Linked DNA regions of Homo sapiens: region 2 is linked to region 1. Evidence: chromatin loops called from intact Hi-C (ENCODE). Cell type or tissue: right lobe of liver. All regions are shown on one strand. Links, peaks and the distances in the headings refer to the core of each region. The heading gives the core; the rest is flanking DNA.

Region 1 (8,879 bases), core at 187-8,186:
TCAATTGCTTATCTTTTCAAAGAACCAGCTTTTTGTTTCATTTATCATTTTTCATGCTTCAATTTTATTTAGTTCTGCTCAGATCTTTGTTATTTTATTTCTTATGCTGGGTTTGAGTTTGGTTTGTTCTTGTTTCTCTAGTTCCTTGAGGTTTGACCTTAGATTGTCTTTTTGTGCTCTTTCAGACATTTTCATGTAGGCATTTAATGCTATGAACTTTCGTCTTAGTACTTCTTTTGCTGTATTCCAGGGTTTTAATAGGTTGTGTCACTATTATCATTCAGTTCAAAGAATTTTTAAATTTCCATCTTGATTTTAATGTTGACTCAAAGATCATTGAAGAGCAAGTTATTTAATTTCCATGTATTCACACAGTTTTGAGGGTTCCTTTGGAGTTAATTTCCAGTTTCAGTCCACTGTGGTCTGAGAGAGTACTTGATATAATTTTGATTTTCTTAAATGTATTGAGACTTACTTTGTGACCTATCATATGGTCTACCTTGGAGAATGTTCCATGTGATAATGACAAAAATGTATATTCTGCAGTTGTTGGGTAGAATGTTCTGTAAATATCTGTTAAGTCCATTTGTTCTAGGGTATAGTTTAAGTCCATTTTGTCTTTGTTGACTTTCTTGATGACCTGTCTAGTGCTGTCAGTGAAGTATTGAAGTCCCCCACTATTATTGTGTTGCCACCTATCTCATTTATTAGATCCAGTAATAATTGTTTTATAAATTTGGAACCCCTAGTGTTAGGTGCATATATATTAAGGATTGTGATACTTTCCTGTTAGACTAATCCTTTTGTCATTATATAGTGTTCCTCTTTGTCTTTTTTTTTTTAAACTGTTGTTGCTTTAAAGGCTGTTTTGTCTGATATAACAATAGCTACTCCTGCTCACTTTTGGCTTCCATTTGCATGAAATATTTCCACCCCTTTACCTTCAGTTTATGTGAGTCCTTATGTGTTAGGCATTCTCTTGAAGACAGCAGATACTCGATTGGTGGATTTTTACCCATTCTGCCAATCTGTATCTTTTAAGTGGAGCATTTAGATTATTGACATTCAACATTAGCATTGAGATGTGAGGTACTATTTTATTCATCATGCAGGTTGTTGCCTTAATACCTTGTTTTTTCCATTTCATAGTGTTGTTGAAGAGTGATGGCTAAATGTATCCAGCATAATTCACCTACACTTAGTTTTCTAGATAATTGAGTTGGGTGGCCCCATTTTAATAATGACAAACATGAAATTCTAAATGCAATATCATCTTGGAGAGATTATTTGATTTTTTCCTATAGGAATTGTCTCCAAACTGCTTTCTAGACAGCCTCACAAAGCATCTAGAATGTATAAATTTGACTTTCATAATGCATTAATGATATGGTTTGGCTGTGTTCCCACCCAAATCTCATCTTGAATTGTAGTTCCCATAATTCCCATGTGTCATGGGAGAAATGTAGTGGGAGTTAATTGAATCATGGGGGCAGATCCCCCATGCTGTTCTCATGATAGAGTGACTCTCATGAAATCTGATGCTTTTATAAGCATCTGACATTTCCCCTGATTACACTAATTCTCTCTTCTGCTGCCATGTGACAAGGTGCCTTCTGCCATGATTATAAGTTTCCTAAGGCCTCCCCAGCAATGCGGAACTGTAAGTCAATTAAACCTCTGTTGTTTATAAATTACCCAGCCTCAGGTATTTCTTCATAGCAGTGTGAGAATGGACTAATACAGTAAATTAGTACCAGGAGTGGGGTGCTACTATAAAGATACCCAGGAATGTGGAAGTGACTTTGGAACTGGGTAACAAGCAGAGGTTGGGACAGGTTAGAGGGCTCAGAAGAAGACATGAACATGTGGGAAAGTTTGGAACTTCCTAGAGACTCAGAGGGCTCCGAAGACAGGAAGATATGGGAAAGCTTGAAACTTCCTAGAGACTTGTTGAATGGTTTTGACCAAAATGCTGATAGTAATATGGACAATGAAGTCCAGGCTGAGGTGGCCTCAGATGGAGATGAGAAACTTGTTGGGAGCTGGAATAAAGGTGATTCTTGCTACGCTTTAGCAATGAGACTGGCAGCATTTTTCCCCTGCCCTAGAGATATGTGGAACTTTGAACTTGAGAGAGATGATTTAGTGTATCTGCCAGAAGAAATTTCTAAGCAGCAAAGTGTTCAAGAGGAAGCAGAGCATAAAAGTTTGAAAAATTCGCATCCTGATGATGCAATAGAAAATAAAAACCCATTTTCTGGAGAGAAATTCAAGCCCACTGCAGAAATTTGCATCAGTAAGGGGGAGCTCAATGTCAATCACCATGACAATGGGGAAAATATCTCCAGGGAATGTCAGAGACTTTCACAGCAACCTCTCCCATCACAAGCCCAGAGGTCATCCTTAAGTGAAAAAATCAACCACAGGAGATGACATGATAATAGGCTTATTACAGTAGAGGAAGGTACAAAGTGTTTCTCATCATTGGTGTGTTTGTTAAAATGGGGAGGGGTTACTGAGTGAGTGGGCAGTGGGTGGTGGTGGTGACAACCACATTCTCTCACTGTGGCCCAACACTTTTGAAGCAGTTTCCCATTTCTCCATTAGATGTGTCTTCTCCACATGCAGAAAATGTAGTCTCATAGCTTCCCTATTGGGTGCTGGACTGTTGGCATTTCATTATTTTTTTTAAATCAAAGACATGGATATCTTTTTTCTTAGTTGATTTCTAGGACTTCAAGGTTATTTGGGGGAAGAAGTTGCTTGAGGAGGCTCCTGGGTGGACCATGGAGTCCCTCCTAGGGATTTATTTGGTGCTCCTGGTGTGGGTGACTATCTCCCTGAGTCCCAAAAGACAGCACATTCTGCCGGGTACCCAGAGGTGGGGACAGATGCTAACAGGTCCATCTTATAAGTGCAACATGAAATTTAAGGTCAGGGAATCTCTTAACTTTTCTTGAAGGACCTCATATTTAGCTTCTTGACTCAAAATCATTTGTGGATTTGAACAGGTTTCCTCTGCAATGTACTCTCTGGAGGGGAATACATTGAAAATACAGTTCATTTTCAGATACTCAATGGGATTGAAAAGTTGAATTGTGTGCTTTCTTGCAGTGAGCACAGAGGAATTTGCTGTCCCATGCCACTGGGACATTTTTAGGAGCACCATTCTCTTCCAGAGGGCTTGAGTAAGGTCAGTGAGGAATTAACATGTAGCATATTGGCAACTCCAGGGTTGAGCAGGGAGACACACATGTTTTTCTGATGTGTGAAGTTCTGAGGGCATTTTCCAAAGTACTTGTTCACTGAGCAGGTGTTTCCACTACTTGCATTAAGTCAGGGGATATGGAAGCCACTTTTCCAGCAATCAAACTCAATGAGAAGATGAACAAGAAGTGTTCTGAAAGTAAGCAGAAAAGGCCCTTTCCATGAATTTTCCTAATTTTTAGATTTCTCTTAAACAACATGCCTGAAGTTACAACCGCATCCTTCTCTAGCAGCTTCTAAATGAGAAAATCATCAAAAGGGTATTTAGTACTCAAGTGGTGGACACAGGATAAATGCTGAAAATCAGTGCTCGATTCGAAGATAGTGATGTTCCAGGATGTTGGAGTCTCTCAGGTGTCAGTAGGGAGGCGGGCCGGGAACTTCTCCCAGTAACCAGAAAGAAGAGCCTCAGGGAGATGAGGATGTCTCACAGCCAGGGACGGGACAGTAAAGGGCCCCATGTGAGTGCATCACAGGGATCTGTTCCTGTTTAGACTCCAATGCTCAGTACCCAGTGCAGAACATGGCAAGACTTCAGCAAATACATCAGTCAGCTGGATGAAGGAGGCAGGTGTGAGCCAGCAAAAAAAAGCTTGTGATTTTATTGGAGCATGAATTTAAAAGTGTTGATGTGGCTGGGCGCGGTGGCTCATGCCTGTAATCCCAGCACTTTGGGAGGCCGAGGTGGGTGGATCACGAGGTCAGGAGTACGAGACCAGCTTGACCAACATGGTAAAACCCCATCTCTACTAAAAATACAAAAATTAGCCGGGCATGGTGGCAGACGCCTGTAATCCCAGCTACTTGGGAAGCTGAGGCAGAGAATTGCTTGAACCCAGGAGGCGGAGATTGCAGTGAGCTGAGATCATGCCACTGCACTCCAGCCTGGGTGACAGAGCGAGACTCCATCTCAAAAAAAAAAAAGTGTTGATGTACCTACCTTGCAAGGAGGTAGATAGGTAGACAGAAGCATGGATAGATGGATGGATATTCTTTTTCTGTGTTTTTCTATTTCTGTTCTTTCTCTGTGTTTTGTCTCTTTCTCTTGCTCTGTCTGTATCTTCCACTGTTCCTTCATAATCATGTCTTAGCCATCATCAGTGACATCTTTTATCTGGTCTTATAAGATCTTGTCTGTCTGTTGTATTAGTAGCCACAGGACAGAAAAAGGAAAGGAGTCGTGAAAAACAAGATAAGGAAAAAGATGCTCCTGACATGGGGCATCGGGAGGATGTGTGGCCCTGAGGCTCCCGGGAGACAGGGGCTGCGCCTCACTGCAGAGTCCATCCTGCTGAACACAGAGGGGAAAAGCGCCCTGACAGCCCCGTCCGTGCTGCTCAGAAAAGACGGCTCCGTCTCCAGATCCTTCTCTCTATGTCCTTCAGTCTTGGCTCTCTAGGTACAATTTACTGCTATGAAAAGGGATTTGAGAATTCCCAGAGGAGGCTTTCAGCCTCTTTGCATGGCTCTTTCTGGCCTTTCAAAAGCGCCAGAGACATCAGAAATGAAATCGTACACACTTATTCGGAGTTTTCCACAATCATTGAAATTTCTGTGAGTGCCAAAGTTAAGTTTTTGGCAACCCCGTCAAAGCCGGGTGTGCCCAGGACAGTCAACTCAGGCGCTGGACTCTCATTCTGGTTGGATTTTATGACAGCCGTATTCGCCATAAGAATTCTAGAGCCAGACCTTGTTACTTCACAATTGCCTCACGTTGCAGGACAAGCAAATCTAGCCTGAGTCCTGTGGATTCCAGGGCTGCTCAGGAGACGCCTCCATCCTGGCGTGGATGACCTCAGGATCAGCCCCGTCTGCCCCACTCAGCCCGCAGCCTGGTCCCCGAAAGCGCTCAGTCAGAATCCGAGAGCACTGTGGCGGCGCCCCCGTGTGGCCACAGGACTGAAGACAGAGGACCCCGCTCCCCTTTCTCCCCAGCCAGGACGTCCCAGGCTCTCCCCCTGTTCCCCGCACCTGGACGGGACTCTGCACAGAAGAGAGTCTCCCGGTCTCGTGTCAGGCTCTGAGTTCATCCAGCTTCCCAAAATCCATGTTGATATGAACGTTTTCTCCCACAACTGATTGACTGGACTTTTGTCTCAGGGCAGAGGGAGGCCTCCAGACCAAAACAGCAGGATCAGGTCTGGAGCTGACTCAACCCCAAACCCTTGCTAATGCACGACCCAGTCCCCCAGCCTCCAGGATGGGACCTTGGCCTCCTGTCCCCTCCCTTGTTCCTGCCACTGCTCCTGCAGGTGGAGGCTGCTCATCCCAGGAATCAGTCTGTGAGCTCCAACCTTGGGGCCTCGGTCCAGGAAGGAGGGAGGCTCCAGAGAGCAGAAGGGAGATGAAATGGATCATAAGAGAAGAAGGAATCATACCAAACACTGGAACTGTAGGTCAATTAAACCTTTTTCTTTATAAGGGGGGGGGAGGAAGAGGAGGAGGAAAAAGGAGGAGGGTGAAAGGAGTCAGGGAGGAGAGAAAAGTGGGAAGTGTTTCTTTAGAAGGGGTGTGTGTGTGTGTGTGTGTGTGTGTGTGTGTGTGTAGGTGTGTGTAAAGCAGGAGGGAGTTCCTAGGATCCTGAAGAAAAGAGAGTGAAGGACAGGGGCTAAGGGGCCCAGCCCTGGTAGGTTGAGGGCCCCACTTTCTGTGCTCGGGCCTTACTGTCCTAGCAGAGTCCAGCCCCGGGAAGCCTGGGGTCACAGCACTCGGCTTGCTGGATGGCTGCCTCTTCATTGTCTTTGACAGCAGGAGCTACCTTGCCAGGCCCAGTGGCCACAGGGTCACAGGCAGAGAGCAGGTCCCTCTGCTGGCAGCCAAGGAGATGCTCTTGGAGGATACGTGCACAACTTAGCTGGGAGTCTGAAGATGGTGGTGGGTTACAAAGAGCTCAGCGATGAGCCTGGCCCAAGATTCTGACCCCTTGCCCTGGATCCTGAGGGTTCCACCCTTCCCTATTCCCAACAGGTCTCAAGAATTCTTCTGTTAGTCTCCTGCCCTCTTGGGACAGCCCCGCACTTCCCTCACTTTGATACCCTGGTACCCAGGCATCTGCCTCCTTCATTCTCCTCCAGCTACCCAAGCACCCCCAGGCCCTGCTCTCTGCCAACCCTGATCCCTGAACTCCAGCACTTTCCAAACCCACCCCCGAATTGCTGGATAATATAGTGGTTCTATTTTTAGATTTTTTAAAACTCTCCATACTGTCTTCTATAGTGGCTGTACTAATTTAAATTCCTATCAACAGCGTACAAGAGTTCCCTTTTCTCCACATCACCAGCATCTGTTATTTTATTTTATTTTATTTATTTTATTTTTGTCTTTTCAGTTGTGGCTATTCTATCTGGGGTAAGATGACATCTCATTGTGGTTTTGATTTGCATTTCCCTAATGATTAGTGATGTTGAACATTTTTTTATGTATCTGTTGGCCATTTATATTCTTCTTCTGAAAAATATTTATTCATGCCCTTTGCCCACTTTTTAATAAGATTGTTTGGTTTTTTAATTCTTGAGTTGTTTGAGTTTCTTATAGTATTCTGGATATTAGTCCCTTGTCAGATAAATTGTTTGAAAATGTTTTCTCCTGTTCAGCAGATTGTCTCTTCACTCTGTCAATTGTTTTATTTGCTATGCAGAAGCTTTTTTAGTTATTATAGTCCTATTTGTCTGGTTTTATTTGTGTTTTCTATATTTTTGAAGTCTTAGCCATAAAACCTTTGCCCGGACCACTGGCCTAGAATGTTTCCCCTGTTTTCTTCCAGTTGTTTTATAGTTTCAGGTCTTTCATTTTATTTAAGTCAACTTGAGTTGATTTTTAATAGGGTGAGAGATAAGAATCTAATTTCATTCTTCTGCATACGGGATATCCATTTTCCCAGCCCTTTTACTGAAGAGGGTGTCCTTTTCCCAAATGTGTGTTCTTGGCACCTTTGTTAAAAGTCAGTTGGCTGTAAATATATGGATTTATTTCTGCATTCTCTATTATGTTCCATTGATTGGCATGTCTGTTTTTATATCAATACCATTCTGTTTTGGATACTATAGCCTTGTAATGTATTTTAAAGTCAAGTAGTGTGATGGCCCTAGCTTTGTTCTTTTTGCTCAGGATTTCTTTGGCTATTTGGACTTTTTAAAAATGTTTTGGGTCCATAGAAATATTAGAATTATTTTTTCTAATTCTGTGGAAAAATAACCTTGGTATTTTTGTTGGAATTCCCTTGAATCTTTAGATTGCTTTGGGAACTATGGTCATTTTACTAATATTAATTCTTCTGATTCATGAGCATGGAATATCTTTCCATTTGTTTGTGTCCTCTTCTTTCTTTCATCAGTGTTGTATAGATTTATTTTTAAGAGATCTTTGACTTCCTTGCATAAACTTATTCCTAGGCATTTTTTTCTAGTTATCGTAAATGGAATTGCTTTTTTGATTTCTTTCTCAGCTACTTCATTAATAATGTATAGACATTATACTGATTTTTGTATGTTGATTTTGCATCCCACAACTCTACTGAATTTACTTATCATATCTAATAGTTCTTTGATGGAGTCTTCAGATTTTTCTAGAAATAGGATCATTTCATTGGCAGGGAGGGGAGAGAGGCTGAAGGTTAAGCTGATGGCCAATGATTTAATGAATCATGCCTAAGAAATATGACTTCCATCAAAACCCAAAAGGGCAGGGTTTGGAGAGCTTCTGGATAGCTGAACACAGGGAAGCTAACAGGAGGGTGAACAAGAACTCAGCCATGTGCCAGAGAGGGTGGCGCATCCCAACCCCATGGGACAGAAGCTCCTGCACTGGAAACCCTTCTGACCTTGCCCTATGTGTCTGTTCATGGGGCTCTTTATTTGTGTCTTTTAAAATATCTTTTTAAATAAACTGGTAAATATATGTAAGTGTTTTCCTGAGTTCTGTGAGCCATTCTAGCAAATTAATCAAACCTGAGAAACGGGTTATGGGAACACTGATTTAAAGCAAGTTAGTTAGAAACACGGGCAAAATGGCTTGAGACTGGCATCAGGAGTGGGAGGCTTGAGACTGGCATCAGGAGTGGGAGGGGGACAGTCATGGGGACTGAGCTCTCAACCCATGGGATGCGATGCTATCTCCAGGGAAAGAGTGGCAGAATTCAGTTAGAGGACACCCAGCTGGTGTCCATCACAGAACTGATTGCTTGTTTGTTGGAGAAATTCCCTACATTTGGTCAGAGAAGTCTTCTGTGTTGATAGTTGTTGTGGTGTGAGAGTAGTGGAAAACAATGTGAGATTTTCCACACTCAGAGTGGATCTAAATGTTGAGTTGCTTTTAAATTTGACTTAGTCGTGGCCTGACTAAACAGGATTAGATGTGAGAAATTTTTTGGTATAATGTATAGGAAGGAACTAAAGGCTGATGAGGATGGGAGTGTTGGAATAGATGTTCTGTGCATGAGTACCCCCTTCATCCTCTCTGTCTCCCAAGAACCAAAAAATACTCTCTCTGCAGCTTTAACAAATACTGGTTTGGAAGAGAGTGACTGCGTTTTTCAAAGTTCTAAATGGCTATGATTGCAGGACCTTTGTGATGCTCAGGAATGTCCTGATGTCAGCGGAGATGAAGGAAAACCA
Region 2 (8,879 bases), core at 323-8,322, 43 kb before region 1:
AGAGTTTCACCATATTGGCCATGCTGGTCTCGAACTCCTGACCTCATGATCCACCCGCCTCGGCCTCCCAAAGTGCTGGGATTACAGGCGTGAGCCATCATGCCCGGCCGCATGAATATTTTTAAGCCTTCTCATACATATTATCAAATTACTTCTCAAAAGCAGTGTACCGGCTGGGCGCAGAGGCTCACGCCTGTAATCCCAGCACTTTGGGAGGCCCAGGCGGGCAGATCACGAGGTCAGGAGATCCAGACCATTCTGGCTAACACAGTGAAACCCCATCTCTACTAAAAATACAAAAAATTAGCCAAGCGTGGTGGCGGACGCCTGTAATCCCAGCTACTCTGGAGGCTGAGGCAGGAGAATGGTGTGAACCCAGGAGGCAGAGCTTGCAGTGAGCCGAGATCATGCCACTGCACTCCAGCCTGGGTGACAGAGAGAGACTCTGTCTCAAAAAAAAAAAAAAAAAAAAAAAAAAGCAGTGTACCAATTATATTCACCCATTTACTCAACCCATATTTATTGAGCCCCTTCTCTGTCCTTGGATTTCTAGATGCTGGAAATCCAAGTGGTGACTAGACAAGGTCCCTGCCTCGAAGAACATGACAACCAATGAAACAAATGAAAACAATTCTAATACCGGTGATAATTGTTATGGAGAAAATATGCTTGAGCTAGAAGGTTGATGGTGGTGAGGATGGTAGGAGATATAGTCTGTTGATCAAGATGTTCCTGGGAATTTGAACACTGGACGTCTGAGCAGAGACCTGAATGGTGTGAGGGGCCTTTGGATCCCTTTGGATCCCTGGGGAGCAGGTGCACTTGGGGAGTTCCAGTGGGAGGTGCCTGAGACAGGATTGAGCAGTGTTAGTGGAGATGAATGAGCTGGGCCGAGAGGGGTGGGATGAGGCCAGAGTGGCCAGAAGGATCCTGTGATGAGGGATGAGGGGCTGTAAAACATAGTGAGAGACTGGGGTTTCACTGTGCTAAGAAGGGAAGAGGCTGGCATGTCTGTGGGACGCGGAGGCGAGGATGAGCTCTAATTCCCATTTGAAATGCTCACTCTGACTATTGTGTGGGTGATGGACAGCGGGTGTGAGAGTCAGCAGGCAGCCCAGCTGGAAGGCCTTCTGGTTTACTATCTTGGAGAGGATGGCCCTGGGGAGGAGGCAGTAGAGGAGTGAGAAGTGATTGGATTTGGGGTTAATACATTTTTAAGATGGTGTTAGCAATAACTCCTTGGAGAACCACACATTTATTTGCTTACTTTAATTCTACAGCAACATTCGAGGTGGCTTACTGCAACAAACCCAGTGTAATAAATACATACGAATTACTTTAAAATCAACGCTAAGGAAAATATACATTTTAAAAGATTAAGGCTGGGGTAAAGCTGGAACATTACTAGGCAGGAAGGAACATCTGAAACATTTGCTGAAATGGAGTTGACCCTTTACCTAGCCATAGATTTGTTGCCTCACGATTTCATTGCATCTGAGCACCAGGGAGGGTGGTGGCAGTTCAGGTCACCAGTCCCTTGTTTCCTGATTCAGGAACAGCGTCCTGTTCTACACTTACAGTCAAAGCAAATTACATCATTATAAGATGTTTAATGATGAAGTCAAAGTCCACAGAGTCAGCAAGCAAGTGTAAAAACCTCAGGAGTCTAAGGACAGTCTACATTTCTCCCCAGAAATGGCCTCCCTATGTACTGTTGAAGGGAGAGGGTCCTTTCAAGGGGCTCCAAGACGCAGAAGCAACTGGGCTGCAGCTCGAAATAAAGATGTCCTTTCTACCTGCAGGTTCCACGAAGCCTCACAGGCAACTTTGGTGATCTCACCTGAGCTAGGAATTCGGTTTTTTGATGTGGGTTCTCTTTGAGCCATTGTGTGAGCTTTAAAATGTGATGTGGAGATTTTGCTATACTGGTGTTTCCTTGCCGGAATTTGACATCCATGGTGGCTCTGGCTTCCCTGTCTGGTCCCAGGAGGAAATGGAGTGTCCTGCACTTTTTTTCAGCTTCGCTTTGTGTAGGAAGGATCAGGAGACCTGGAGTCAGGGCTTCCTCCAATCTCACTCTCCTCCATAAAACAGTGTCTCCTAAGCTTTCTGGGGGTGAGGGCCTTGACACCGTGCTGTTCTGATGAATATAACTGTCCCAGCTCCTGAAATAAAAGCACAGGTGCACAAAATACCGACTGTTGCAAGCAATGCCTAGGTGGGGATGTTTCCTAGGCGCCAGGTTTAGCACTTTGACTTTGTATGTACACACACAGGGGCCAGGCATTGTGGTTTATGCCTGTAATCTCAGCACTTTGGGAGGCTGAGGCATGAGAATTGTTTGAAGCCAGAAGTTCAAGACCAGCATGGGTAACAAAGCAAGACCCAGTCTCTACAAAAAAAAAAAAAAAAAAAAAGGGTATATATATACACAAACACACACACACACACACACACACACACACTGGGTGTGGTGGCTCCAGTCTGTAGTCCCAGCTACTCGAGAAGCTGAGGTGGGAGGATTGCCTGAGTCCAGGAGTTGGAGCCTGCAGTAAGCTGTGATCAGGACACTGCAGACTGTCAGAGTGAGACCCTGTCTCAAAAACAAACAAACAAAACAAAAATACATACACACACACACAGCCAGAGCCAGCGCTGAGGGAGAGGCTGGACTCAGGGGCGGGGTCACAGGCGTTTCTCAGGTCCTTCTCGTGGTCTTTGTCTCTTTTTCCTGGAGGTGGGGGACTCTGTACTTCATGAGGAGAAGTTGTCTGAAGAAGGTGGGAGATACTCAGGAGCAGGGTCCAGAGAGGGAAAAGGATGAGGAAGTGGAGACAAAGCAGAGGGGGCAGGACAAGAGGAGAGCACGCAAGGAATGGGGATGGGGAGGACCTTCCAGCTGTCAGAAAGGTCACCCGCAGAATTTGGCTCTTGGTTTTTCTGCTTTATCAGGATGGATTTGGGAAACCAGCCGGAGTGGGAGATAAGGAGTCTACTTTGCAAAGGACACATGTGAGCCTCCTCCTAGTTTGAACTCATGAGTAGCAGCTAACAGCCAGGACCCTTGTGTCGGGCACGTGAGGCCCCTTTGCAACCAGGGCGTTTTCTGCACCCCACCAGCCACCCCTCCTGGGACCACGCTGGTTCCCTCCAACCCTAACAGGGAGAGAAGGAAGGAGAGGTCTGGAGGGTTTGGGTCCTCCCTTGTGCTCCTTCTTCCTCTGCCATTTATTCCCTGAGTGTCCTCGCCTTTCCTCCGCTACCTGGACCCCACTACAGTAATGCACACTGGCCTGGACTCCCTTTGTAACCACCAAGTGGGTTCATCTTGCCGGCTACCTAGACGAAGCCGATTTATCAAGACAGGAGAATTGCAACAGAGAAAGAGTAATTCATGCAGAGCCAGCTGTGCGGGAGACCAGAGTTTTATTACTCAAATCAGTCTCCCCAAAAACTCTCATCAGTTTTTAAGGATAATTTGGTGGATAGGGGGGCCAGTGAATCGGGAGTGCTGACTGGTTGGCTCCGGTATGAAATCATAGTGAGTGGAGGCCATTCTCTTAGGCTGAGTCAGTTCCTGAACGTGGGGGCCACAGGACTGGTTGGCAGGTCCAGATGGGGCCCTCCAGCTGTTAAAAATACAAAAACCTGAAAAGACATCTCAAAAGGCCACTCTGAGGTTCACAATAGTGATGTTACCTTCAAGAGTAACTGGAGAAGTTGCAAATCTTATGACCTCTGGAATAATGGCTGGTAATATTCAGAATTCCAGCCCCTCTCATCCTAACTTAATGGCCGGTGGCCTTTCTTCGTTTTACAAGAACAGTTTCCCTTTAAACTATAAACTAAATTCCTTCCCAAGGCTAGTTCAGCCTACGCCTAGAAATGAAGAAGGGCAGTTTAGCGGTTGGAAGCAAGATGGGGTCAGTTAGGTTTGATGTCTTTCACTGTCATCATTTCCTTAGTTATAATTTTGCAAAGGCGGTTTCACCTTGGCTTCAGCCCCACCCATGCAGTAACACTGTGCCCTGTCCTTCCAATCACTGCCACTAGGTGGAAGCAGAGCGTGCATCGCCCAGATGGGCTAGATTCTCACAGGCTCACTGCTAGAACGAATATTCTTGAGACTTTAGATCTGAAAGTCAGCCTGATTTCTGAAAGCCTTGGACCGTTTCCAAAATCAAATCAATACTCCAGGAACAAGATCTGCCTCGACTTTGCCTCTACCCAAGGACGCTATGGCAACGCAGTTTTCAAACGTGCTTTGAGAATAAATGGAACAGGGTCCCCTGTGTCCCCACTCATTTGCGTTTTCCTTTTTATTACAGCCAACCGCTTTTGTAAATATTGTTACACATCTCTCTATTCCACTGAAAACATCTCTTTCAAATGCACTTTAAGAAAGATTCAATGCCATGAAAATATGAAGGATCCTCTTGAAAGAGAGTTTCTGGTGGTGGGTTTTAATGAACATTTTCTTTTTTAAAACTCTGTAACTATTTCGTTGTGGGGCTTAGCTTCATATTTTCAAACTGAAATATTCTCTTCCTTAACCTCCACATAAATCCAAGTTTATAATTTTTATTATTTTAAAATTTTATTTATTTTTCTGTTTTGGGGACAGGGTCTCCTCCTGTCACTCAGGCTGGAGTGCAATGGCACAATCATAGCTCACTGCAGCCTGGAACTCCTGGGCTTAAGCAATCTTCCTGCCTTCGATTCCCAAAGAGCTGGGATTATAGTCATGAACCACTGCAATCCACCCAAATCCAAGTTTACACTAAAAGATAAAATTCCAACATTGTAGGGGATTGGTCAGGTGGTGGGAATAATTATAAAGATAAAGTTATAGGAAATAGACACAAACCTTCTTGGAAGGTGGAAAGTTTTGCAAAAGCCTCAGGATAGGGTTATAGCTGAAAGCAGCCTAATCCCCTTACCTTGAGTTAATAGCTTCGAGTAAGTACAAAGACATGTAAGAGAGTTTATCTAAAGAGCATGTTTACCTTTGATCATTTGTAGGACTGCTCTCTCCGGGGGACTGCGACCAGATTAATTACCCACAGGTGTGTTGACTCAAAGCCTTTGTCATTAAATCTGTGCTGAATAAAGGCCCACAGGGCCAGATAGTCAGGGCACGCAGCTGCCACAACCCTTTCTGTGAGTGGCCTGGCCCTCTGGTGCACTCTTTCACTGAATATCGGTGTCTGAGTACATTATTCATCCATCGTGCAGCCTGGGTCTGCCGGTCAGACCCTGGCACAACATTTAAGAGGAAATGAAAGTCACAAAGTTATCCCAGTCTCTGGAGTCACTGTCAAAACTTTGGTGAGGAATCTTCCAGGTTTTCCCCTACTTCAAATATATATTAATATTATGTAAGTGATATTAGTGGCATTTTCGCCCAGGCTGGAATGCAGTGGCATGATCTCGGCTCACTCTAACCTCTACCTCCCAGATTCAAGCGATTCTCCTGCCTCAGCCTCCCAAACAGCTGGAACTACAGGCACCCACCACCACGCCCGGCTAATTTTTGCATTTTCAGTAGAGACAGGGTTTCACCATGTTGGCCAGGCTGATCTTGAACTTCTGACCTCAGGTTATCTGCCTGCCATAGCCTCCCAAAGTTCTGGGATTACAGGTATGAGCCACTGTGCCCAGCCTCCTTAACCTTTTAAAAAAGGTTAAAAGTATGCTGGGCACATCTTTTCATAGCAATACTTAAAATTGCTCTTACTCTTTTTAATGACAACATAGAATTTTATCGTGTAGCTGTTCTTTGGGAGACGATTAAAATCTTCTTTATCTTCACTGTGGTAGTGGAGATGTGGGTGTGTACAACAGCTAAAATTCAACAAGTTGAACATTTTAAATAGATGCAGTTTATTGCATGCAAAGTATGTCCCAATAAGATGATTTAAAAATATTATCCTCTTTGAGACTTGTACTTTGCTTATGTGAAACAAAACAAAACAAAAACCCTGTTCTTGTGCCCAGGAGACACACCCTGACACATCTGGAGGTAGAGGGTCATGCTGTCTGCAACTTACCCTCACAGGCTCTGAAATAACAATAATAGCAGCATATTTACAGATTTAGAGAGAGAGAAATTTGTGGTAAAAATGTTCATAAGTAAAACTAGATAAAGGGCAAAAATAAAAGAAATAATGAAACTACGTCTTTTAAATTTTCTCTCTCCGGCCGGGTGCGGTGGCTCACGCCTGTAATCCCAGCACTTTGAGAGGCCAAGGCAGGCAGATCACGAGGTCAGGAGATCGAGACCATCCTGGCTAACACAGTGAAACCCCGTCTCTACTAAAAATACAAAAAATTAGTCGGGCGTGGTGGCAGGAGCCTGTAGTCCCAGCTACTCCAGAGGCTGAGGCAGCAGAATGCCCTGAACCCGGGAGGCGGAGCTTGCAGTGAGCCAAGATCGCGCCACTGCACTCCAGCCTGGGCGACAGAGCAAGACTCCGTCTCAAAAAAAAAAAACAAAAAACAAAAAAACTCTCCTTTACTTTTTCTCTCCCCTTTTCTTCCTATCTCTTCCCTCATTTCTTCAACACGTCCCCCCATCCTTCCCTCTTTTCTCCATTCTCTGCATTTGATCCCCGGTATATTCCAGCCTCCAGGCCAACAAACTTCTCCGCGTCCGCCGGGAGCAGGTCAGGGAAGGGACGCGAGGCGGCGCTGTCACCGCATTCTGAGCGCCGCAGCTCCCTGGGCCCCTTGTATCATTTCAGTGAAGGTCACTCCAGTCTTTCATGGAGGCCAAACTAAGGGTGTAAATTAGGATCCTCACTGAAGTGGCGGGACCCTAAGAGGCTTTTTCCTGGCCCCTTAGTTGTGGGTTTTCCTGCGGGCGGCGCAGCCGGTTTCCATCAGAACCGCCCAGAGGCGGACGCTGCCTTCCTGGGGTGACGGAGCAGCAGGAAGCGTTTTCGGATCCTGGAATACGTGGGCGGCCCGTGGGAGGGGCTGAGGCGCAGTTTCCTACTCACCCGGATCCGAATCCTCCGCGGTGCTGTTTCAAGAGAGCCGGATTCCAGATCACGCTCCAGCCCGGACTCGGAATTCCTGCCCTGCGGGTCTGCATTTTCATAACGGGCAGGTGTGAGTGCCCTGCAGCTGGAGACCAGAAGCCTGAAGGCAGCTCGGCCCTCCCCAGCCCACAGCGCCGTTATTCCGTTTCTATATCAGTAAACACATTTCATTTTCCGTAGACCAGGGCGGGGTGACGGGTGATCCCAGTCCTCGCAGTGAATTCCGGGCAGCAAAATTCAAAACACATGCGGCCAAGGCCGGGCACGGTGGTTCACGCCTGTAATCCCAGCACTTTGGGAGGTCGAGGCGGGCGATCACCTGAGGTCGGGAGCTCGAGACCAACCTGACCAACATGGGGAAATCCCGTCTCTACTAAAAATATAAAATTAGACGGGCTTGGTGGTGAATGCCTGTAATCCCAGCTAGTCGGGAGGCTGAGGCAGGAGAATCGCTTAAACCTTGGAGGCGGAGGTTGCGGTGAGCCGAGATCGCGCCATTGCACTTCAGCCTGGGCAACAAGAGGGAAAACTCCGTCGCAAAAACTTTCGGGGGCGGAGCGGAGCCCCGCCCTGGGTTATGTAAGCGACCGCGCTGGGCCGTTTCTCTTTCTTTTCCGGACCCTGCAGTGGCGCCTAAAGTCTGAGAGAGGGAAGTCGCCTCTGTGCTCGTGAGTGCATGGGGTATAAGGCAAGTGCTGAGGGAGAAAACGTAGTTGATGGGGTAGAGCAGACGGGGTTGGAGGTGGGGTGGAGGGGGAGGGCTTTGGACAGAAGACCTGGGAGGCTTGGTGGGGGAGGGGCGCCCAGGCCTGGGCACTAAGAAACAAGTCCCCTGGAGCTCAAGACCATCTCGGCCTCCCCTAGCCCAAGAGAGGACTGGCTTCATGACTCCCTGAAACCATTTCTAAATGCCTTAGAACAAACCTTGCATATTCATTATTGTTATTGAACTATTAAAAGTCTTTTTTGGGGGCGAGCTGAATCAGATCCTTTGCTGGAGCTGGCACACGGAGGAAGTCCTGGAGGGAGGGTAGACACCGTGGAGGTAAGGGCTTGGGACCTGTGTCAGGAGAGCTAGGTCCATCTCCCTCCCAGTCTCTCACTAGGCTTATGATCTTTAGCAGTGAAAATAATCTCTCTAAGGTGGGGAAAGGACCCCGGTCCCTGCTGTGCTCAATAAATTATGAGGATCAAAATAAATTATCAGTGAATGTGAATGGGAAAACTAAGAAATTGTTAAAATTCTCGAATACATTACATTTTCATCCACAGAAAAGTGTAGGCTAGGGATCATGGGGGAATAGTTAGTAATGACAGGGATAGTTGAACTTAAAAAAAAAGTTTGTGAGGCTGACAAAGAAGAAACGGACACATTTCCTGATCTTGGAGGGTTCATAGGGTAGAAGATGGTAGATGACAGCTGGGTGTGGTGGCACTCGCCTGTAGTCCCAGCTACTCAAGAGGCTGTGGTGGGAGGATTGCTTGAGCCCAGGCATTCAAGGCTGCAGTGAGCTATAATCATGCCACTGCATTCCAACTGAGTGACACAGCAAGACTCCTCTCTTAAAAAAAAAAAAAAAATTCATGGCAGGGCACAATGAGTACTATCAGGAAGGTTCAAACCACGGGCTAAATCAGTAGTTCTAAAACTTGACTACACATCGGAATCACCTAGGGAACTTTAAAAGATACTAAGATTTAGGTCCAACCTGGGTTTACTGATTTAACAACCTAGGTTGTGGCTGTGGCCTGGGAACATGGATATTAAAAACTCTCCAGGTGGTTCTACGCAGTGGCTAGGTTTGATGACCTCTGCCTAGATGTCCCAACGACTAA

The links. Peaks named below come from ENCODE experiments on the same cell type or tissue, not always from the same donor. Only the 100,000 strongest peaks of a DNase experiment are listed, where the experiment ranks them.
Region 2: a loop joins it to region 1, with 5 times the contacts of the local background. A loop is called at or near these places in 105 of 110 quality-filtered maps.

What each region holds. Positions count from the first base shown.
Region 1 is chr6:31,436,653-31,445,531 of GRCh38, forward strand. It overlaps LINC01149 (long intergenic non-protein coding RNA 1149), which reads left to right and starts at 5,015. Exons shown (of 2, transcript NR_144465.1): 1 at 5,015-5,659; 2 at 8,826-8,879. In right lobe of liver, for the core only: CTCF peaks have their summits at 5,136 (motif pointing left) and 6,091 (motif pointing left); a DNase peak (open chromatin) is centred at 5,139; H3K4me3 peaks cover 308 bases.
Region 2 is chr6:31,393,053-31,401,931 of GRCh38, forward strand. It overlaps MICA-AS1 (MICA antisense RNA 1), which reads right to left and starts at 7,418. Exons shown (of 2, transcript NR_148222.1): 1 at 7,002-7,418; 2 at 1,237-2,165. It also overlaps a transcript of MICA not described here. RefSeq lists an enhancer at 6,733-7,599. In right lobe of liver, for the core only: CTCF peaks have their summits at 4,052 (motif pointing right) and 6,686; DNase peaks (open chromatin) are centred at 4,059, 6,389, 6,969 and 7,639; H3K4me3 peaks cover 2,317 bases; H3K27ac peaks cover 2,364 bases.